Linked DNA regions of Homo sapiens: all the other regions are linked to region 1. A link is a loop called in an ENCODE intact Hi-C map of the cell type or tissue named here. Cell type or tissue: PC-3. All regions are shown on one strand. Region 1 overlaps RAD18 (RAD18 E3 ubiquitin protein ligase). Region 2 has its middle 94 kb from the start of RAD18. Region 3 has its middle 38 kb from the start of SSUH2.

Region 1 (2,500 bases):
ATATTTTTCTGAAAATTGCTCTTCTTACAATGACAACCCATCTGACTCTACAAGGTTGATAAAATTATGGCAAAATGAAATCTCAGTAGGTAGCAACAGCTGAATCATTTTGTGTTTACAGAAGCACACAGGGAGAGATGATTCATTACGTCTGTATCTAAAATATTTGTTTTATCAAGGACAGATGATTAAACTGTGACTGTGAAATTCCAGTGAAGAACTGTACTGTTCACTGGCATTTACAATAAAAAGCACCACCAGAGATCAACAATTTCTATCAGGAATTTTAAAACATGAAACCTGATAAATGTTTCCCCAAACACGAAAATGACATTGATTTTTCTTCCATGATTTAGTGGAACTGAGTAATACATTTAAGGGGCCTCAGAATCTGAGGCAGTTCTGACATGGTTTTATATAGAAGGGTTAAGGGCTGCCACTCACATTCAGCAGATGGCCTGTCAGAATATTGTGGAGGAGACAGGAAAACTCACAGGGCCTTTTCTCTATGACCTGACTCCGTGGCCAAGATACAACTAAAGAAGAACATGGCCCAGTGTTGTCTTCAGAATCTCCACAAACACCAGTTTTGTAAGATGGAAGTGATGAGAACAGAAAGGCTTGGCGGTCAAATAAATTTAGGATTACTAAATTAAACAAAACCTAACAGTAACCCTTAATGTAGGACTTCTCAAAGCCTTTAACACACTAAGAGGGGGATCCAGGAGGTAGTGCTTATAAGTTCACTACAGAGCACTGGCAGGACTATAGTGTTCTTTGAAGCAGGAATTTAAACCACTATTAGAACTTAATTACACATGGACGAGTATGTCTTCAAACAAACTGACAGCATCAGAAATGATGTATCAGAAATGTATTCGAACTGATGGATGGATCTAGAAAAAGGGGAGTCCATGCAAGATAATCAGTGCAGATTCCTTACTCTTCCAAAAGAATATACTCAGCTTCTATATTCCCAACTCATGCATTTCTAAAGAGAAAAGCAGTTCATCAAACTCTCGTGGCTTATGGGAAATAATCCTTAGGACTATTCATTTACTCCAAATCACCACTAAGCAACCTAAAAATCTAAATTTTATTCTCATTAACAAACTTACCCACTAGGTGGGAGTACTGTGCATGTAAAACTGCCCCAGGTTTGGACTCAAGTATGTCTACCTTAATAAAGCACCATTGTGTCTTATATGTTAGCTTTTGTAAGTTGTAACAGTATGAATCTGACCCTCAGAATCTGCATTCACTCCAAATTTACTCATAAAAATTAAGTGATGTATTTTCTTTAATCACAAAAAATAATACTATGGCTCTGTCTTATTAACATGGTTTTTGGAAAATACTCTTCAAAGTCCTTCAAAACAGACTGAACATAGAAGCAAATCATTCTTTCATCCCCACTTCTCAGATACCATTAATTTCTTCAGCTTCCCTCCTCTTCTTTTCCAAATCTCTCTGAATTATCACCTATTATCTTGCCCTTGCCTCCTGTTTCAGAAGGGTCCTTTCTGCATGTCAAGGATAACCTCATTACTGGGCTCTTGTGCTCCTCACTTTCTTCCATTTATCCTCTGCTCTCTCCCTGGAAATAGTGGAAGGAAAGAGACTGAAGGCTTAAACTCCTATTTTTAAAAAGAACAACCCTTGATCTTTATGCCACTCACTGCTTCTCCAAACTACCATCTCATCTTTCTCCCTTCATCACCAGACTCATCTAAATTGTGTCTTCTGCTTATTATCCACTGATTCCGTAATGCCTTGCAATTTAAGTTTGACTAGTATTTCATTCCTGAACAACTTATATGTGTAACAATAGTGGACTAGCATGAGAAATTACAGTTATTTTCATGTACAAGGGAGGTAGAACAGCACAGTTGTTTAGATGTAAATACTGAGCTGACAATTTATTAGCTACAATACCTGGAGGATGGGGGGGTGGTGTGGGGTATGACATTACATTTCATATATGCATTTTTGTACCTTTTTATATCATATATATTTATATAATTTCCTAGTCAAAATTTTTTGAAAAATTCAATTTTAAATTTTAAAACTTCTGAGCATCCTAAAGATCAGAGAAAGGTTTTTTATATCTTATATTCAGAGTCTAACCTTGCTTTCTTTGGCCAAGAGGCTTTTTGGTAGTTTTTAAAATCTAAGAGAAAAAAACAAGTTTAAAAAGAATTGAATTTGAAGTCACTAATTTCTTATTAAGTCAAAATTTAGTAGCAGTTCAAATATTCAATATAGCTAATCATATTTGGCAAAGTGGGAGTTGAAGAAAGAACAGAGGAGAGGGATTGGAAGAAGTGGCCAACAGGAGTAAAGAAGAAAGCAAGTAAGAGCAGGAAATACGGTCACCAGGATAAAAGGAATACTGTAATTTTCCCCCAAGTAAGCACAAGAGGCACCCAGCTAAAGTAGCTCAATGGTTCTGCTCAACTTCCTTACCTTCTGAGGCTTTCCTTCTTCTCTTCGCGTGATA
Region 2 (2,500 bases), 68 kb before region 1:
AAAAATAAAATATTTTATAATGTAAATAAACAAAGTAAAGGTATTATGATGATATTATTGCAGTTGCTGTAAAACAGCCAAAATGCAATTGAACACCTAATAAAAATAATCTGGTGATAACTATAATACGCATCTGGACTTTTCTCCAGATAGGCCCATTTTACAGATTTAAAAACATAAATGGAAAGGTGAGAGGACTCACTCAAGATCCCACGGTGAGCCATTAACAGTTTTAACTGTACTTTGGTAATCAGCCCTTCACAAATCCAGATGGAATTCAGTTTGACTCTGACTTTTGTGTTTCAATTGTGTGGCCTTGGGAGAACCCCTTTTCCTCCCTGAACTAAGTGTCCTCATCTATATAATAATAACATTGGACTAGGTAAGCTTTAAGGTTGATTTTATGACATCTTGAACTTTAGGTCAAGAAAGGTAAAACAATATTTCAGGCTTCTTTTTTTTTTCGTGATAACAATTTGCCCCAATCCTTCACACAACCCCTCATCTGTTCCCTGATGAGAATGAATCAACATGCTCACAAAAGCAGAGCTTTGTATCCGTAACAAAAACCTCTGCTCTTCTTGTTGTAAAAACTCCCGAGAAAAGGGATGTGAGTGCTGAGCATTTCAATAAGACACAGAGATGCAGGATAATCTGTTCAACAGAAAGGAAAGCTATTAATAAAACCCTTGAAGGTACACAGGAAGATGGAGTGATAGCTTTTAATTACTGAGTCTCTTAGTCATCTTCAAATGAAGATTTAAAGATGTTGTGCATCTGACACAGAGGTTCAAAGCAAAGGTCCAAAGCAAAATTAAGTTTAGGCCCTAAGAAATAAGACAAAAGATAAGTATTAAATGAAAACAGAAAATTATTCCCATAGTTTAGGTCCTTATTGATGGTCCCTGTAACAATTTGTTAGTTGGGAGAGCATGTCCACACTAGAAAAGTAACAAATTTCATCCAGACAAAGCATTTAGTGTTGTGTCCAATAAGCCTAAAATAAAGATTATTGTACACTTCAGTGAAGACACATGCATACATTGAGTCATAGGAATTGGAGAAAAAAGTGAGTAGTTCACATAAATAAAACAGTTGGTGTTAGTTTCATCCGGTTGAGCCAAGCATTTCAGGGACAGCTGAGAAGAGCAGAAACTGAAGAAAGGAAGAGATTGCTTCAATGGGTCCCTGACTCACTTGATCAGATCTCTTTGCTCAGAGATGATTCATTCCACACTGATTTGCTGCTCACCTAATACGCTCAGATGTTGTTCAGAGCACTGGAATGCAGAGGTGAACACCACCCAAGCAAGGTCCCTGATCTCACAGACATCACATTCCAGGGAGAGAAGACATTCAGTCAACCATTAGTCTTTTGGTTTTTTCTTTTCACAAATAGTTTTTGAATGCCTACTGTGTACCAGACACTATTCTAGGCCTGGCAGACAGTAGCAAACATGGCAGAGTCCCTCCTGCCACAGGGCTTACATTCCAGTAGGGAAAGAAAAGCAACAAACAAGCAGGCAAATAAATAACTCTGGACAGTGCATATTATGAAGAAAAGAAAACAGAGTCTGGAACAGATACTGATGTGGAGGAGCGAGGAGGTCTTTTAGAAAGAGAGGTCCAGGAAGGCTTTAATGAGAAGGTGACATTTGTGCAGCTCTCAAATGATGAGAAGCAGCCAGCCGTGGGAGGATCCCAGAGAAGACGATTCCACACCGAGGAAGCATGAGAGTGAAGCCCTGAAACAGGAGCAAGCCTAGCATGTTTAGCAACCGTAAGAAGGGCTGTGTGGCTGTAGCCCAGAAAACAGCAAAAGAGTGGAAGGGCACAGGCCAGCGAGGTGGATGAAGCCCGGGCCATCCAGGACATTTACATCATAGTAAGAAATTTGGTTGAGTTGAAATACATTGGGTGGTCATTGGAGGACTTGAAGGAGGAGAATAATATTTGATCTACATTTCTTTTCTTTTCTTTTCTTTTCTTTTTTGAGACGGAGTCTCGCTCTGTCGCCCAGGCTGGAGTGCAGTGGCGCGATCTTGGCTCACTGCAAGCTCCGCCTCCCGGGTTCACGCCATTCTCCCGCCTCAGCCTCCCGAGTAGCTGGGACTAAGGGGGCCCGCCACCACGCCTGGCTAATTTTTTGTATTTTTTAGTATAGACGGGGTTTCACCGTGTTAGCCAGGATGGTCTCGATCTTCTGACCTTGTGAGCCACCCGCCTCGGCCTCCCAAAGTGCTGGGACTACAGGCGTGAGCCACCGCGCTCGGCCTGATCTACATTTCTAAAAGATGGCTGTTGGGGAAGAATCAGCTATGGCGGGATAAATGTGGATTATGAGAGAAACCAATTAGCAAGCTAGAACAGCAGCATCACTGAAAGATGATGGTGGCTGAAATAAACATGGTAGCGGTGGAGGGCCTAAGGAGTGGAGAGATAGACGATACATTCTGAAGGGTGCACCAAGAAGAATCCTGGTGATGGTAGGATGTATTGG
Region 3 (2,500 bases), 260 kb before region 1:
CGAGGCGGGGACTGAGAGCCAGTCCGTCTTCCCCCCTGGCTCTTCGGACCCCCATGGGGGGCGGGAGGCACCCCCAACGAAGCGGGGACTGAGAGCCAGCCACTCTTTTCCCCCGGCTCTTGGGACCCCCATCGCAGGAGGGTGAGGCACCCCCCGTGCGATGGGGACTGAAAGTCAGCCCCTCTTCCCCCCGGCTCTTAGGACCCCCATCGCAGCGGGGGGAGGCACCCCCTGGGAGGCGGGGAGTGAGAGCGAGCCCCTCTTCCCCCTCTGGCTCTTAGGACGCCCAGCACAGGGTGGGGAGGCACCCACCGCAGGGTGGGGACTGAGAGCCAGCCCCTCTTCCCCCCCTGGCTTAGGAACCCCATCGCAGATCCTAAGATCCTTAGGACCCACCTGGAGGACTGTGGGTTTTAGGTGTCCAAGAAGAAAGCTCAGAGCTGCCGAAAGCAGGTACCTTACTTGGGATTTACTATCTGACAGGGGTGGGAACGCAGCCCAGGATCAGAAAGAAAGCAGGTCATTTGCAATCTAGCAGAGCCTAAGGGCAGAAGGCAGGTGAGAGAATTCTTAGGAGCTGTGGGGTTTTGTGGACTGTGGATTCCAAACTTTGCAGTATTAGCCAAGCCTTTCTATGAGATCACAAAGGGGGCGGGGACCGGGAACCTTTGCAAGGGGGATCCCAACAACAGCAAGTCTTTCATGAGTTAAAGTAAAAACTTCTGGCAGCCCCAGCCCTGGGGCTACCCGATCTGACAAAGCCTTTTCCATTGTATGCGTCAGAGAGAGAAAAGATGGCAGCTGGACTTTTAACCCAAACTGTGGGGCCCTGGCTGAGGCCGGTGGCCTACGTCTCTAAACAACTAGACAGGGTTTCTAAAGGATGGCCCCCCTGTTTGAGGGCCTTGGCAGCAACTGCCCTGCTAGTACAAGAAGCAAATAAGCTGACTCTTGGGCAAAACCTGAACATAAAGGCCCCCTGTGCTGTGGTGACTTTAATGAATACTAAAGGACACCATTGGCTAACGAATGCCACACTCACCCAGTACCAAACTTTGCTCTGTGAAAATCCCCATATAACCATTGAAGTTTGTAACACCCTACACCCCGCCACCTTGCTCCCGGTATCAGAGAGCCCTGTCGAGCCTGATTGTGTAGAAGTGTTGGACTCAATTGACTCTAGCAGACCTGACCTCCGGGACCAGCCTTGGGCATCAGTAGACTGGGAACTATACGTGGATGGGAGCAGCTTCTTCAACCCCCAAGGAGAGAGAGGTGCAGGGTGTGCAGGGGTAACCCTGGACACTGTTGTTGAAACCAGGTCGTTGCCCCAGGCCACCGCAGCCCATAAAGCTGAACTCATTGCTTTCATTTGGGGCGTTAGAACTCAGTGAGGGTGAGACTGTCAACATTTACACTGATTCCCGGTATGTCTTTTTAACCCTTCAAGTGCATGGAGCGTGATAGAAAGAAAAAGGCCTATTTAACTCTGGGGGAAAAGACAGAAAATATCAACAAGAAATCTCGCAATGATTAGAAGCAGAGTGGAAACCCCACAAGGTGGCAGTTATGCATTGCAGAGGACACCAGCGAGCTTCCACCTTGCTGGGTTTGGGGAATTCCCGCGCTGACTCAGAGGCTCGAAAAGCAGCATCTGCCCCCTTTCGGGCATCAGTGCTCCCTCAAGCACCTGATCTTGGACCTACTTCTTCTAAAGAAGAAAAGGACTTTCTCCAGGTAGAGGGAAGGACAAGTGATGGAGGAAGGATGGATTCGGTTACCAGATGGGAGAGTAGCTGCGCCACAGTTGCTAGGAGCTGTAGTTGGACAAGAAACCACCCATCGAGGTCAGGAGTCACTGGAAAAGTTGTTAGGCCAGTGTTTCTACATCTCACATTTGTCAGCCCTTGCCAAAACGGTGAGGCAGCGGTGTGTTACCTGCCGACAGCATGATGCGAGGCAAGGTGCAGCCGTTCCGCCCGGCATACAAGCTTATGGAGCAGCCCCCTTTGAAGATCTCCAGGTAGACTTCACAGGGATGCCAAAGTGGGGAGGTAACAAGTATTTACTAGTTCTTGGGTGTACCTACTCTGGGTGGGTGGAGGCCTATCCAACACGAACTGAGAAAGCTCGTGATAACCCCTGTGCTTCTTCGAAATCTGATTCCTAGATTTCGACTGCCCTTACGGATCGGCTGAGATAACGGACCTGCGTTTTTGGCGGCCTTGGTACAGAAGACGGCAAAGGTATTGGGGATCACACGGAAACTGCCTGCCACCTCCCGGCCTCAGAGTTCCGGAAAGGTGGAATGGATGAATCGGACTTTCAAAAATAGTACTATTGTCTTCCCCGCTGGATATTTAAAACAACACCACAAGGGGCATCAAACTACCTGCTAAATTTGAGGGAATGTTATCCTCTCCCCACCTCCCCCGGCCCCGGATATTAGAGACAATAACACAGGGTCAATGTACACCCACTGTTTTATTGGGAGTAATAT

What was found. Peaks named below come from ENCODE experiments on the same cell type or tissue, not always from the same donor. Only the 100,000 strongest peaks of a DNase experiment are listed, where the experiment ranks them.
Region 2: a loop joins it to region 1, with 8 times the contacts of the local background. A loop is called at or near these places in 3 of 110 quality-filtered maps.
Region 3: it touches region 1 in a loop (10-fold over the local background); 2 of 110 quality-filtered maps call a loop at or near these places.

Annotation. Positions count from the first base shown.
Region 1 is chr3:8,937,088-8,939,587 of GRCh38, forward strand. It overlaps RAD18 (RAD18 E3 ubiquitin protein ligase), which reads right to left. Exons shown (of 13, transcript NM_020165.4): 6 at 2,467-2,500. Among named protein-coding and RNA genes, the nearest start is that of RAD18, 25 kb to the right of the region's middle. In PC-3, a CTCF peak has its summit at 1,107 (motif pointing right); a DNase peak (open chromatin) is centred at 154; H3K4me3 peaks cover 874 bases; H3K27ac peaks cover 966 bases.
Region 2 is chr3:8,868,628-8,871,127 of GRCh38, forward strand. No RefSeq gene overlaps it. Among named protein-coding and RNA genes, the nearest start is that of RAD18, 94 kb to the right of the region's middle. RefSeq lists an enhancer at 723-1,922. In PC-3, no CTCF peak of the experiment used is centred here; a DNase peak (open chromatin) is centred at 1,214; H3K4me3 peaks cover 744 bases; H3K27ac peaks cover 2,413 bases.
Region 3 is chr3:8,681,495-8,683,994 of GRCh38, forward strand. It overlaps a transcript of SSUH2 not described here. Among named protein-coding and RNA genes, the nearest start is that of SSUH2, 38 kb to the left of the region's middle. In PC-3, a CTCF peak has its summit at 1,563 (motif pointing right); a DNase peak (open chromatin) is centred at 1,560; H3K27ac peaks cover 562 bases.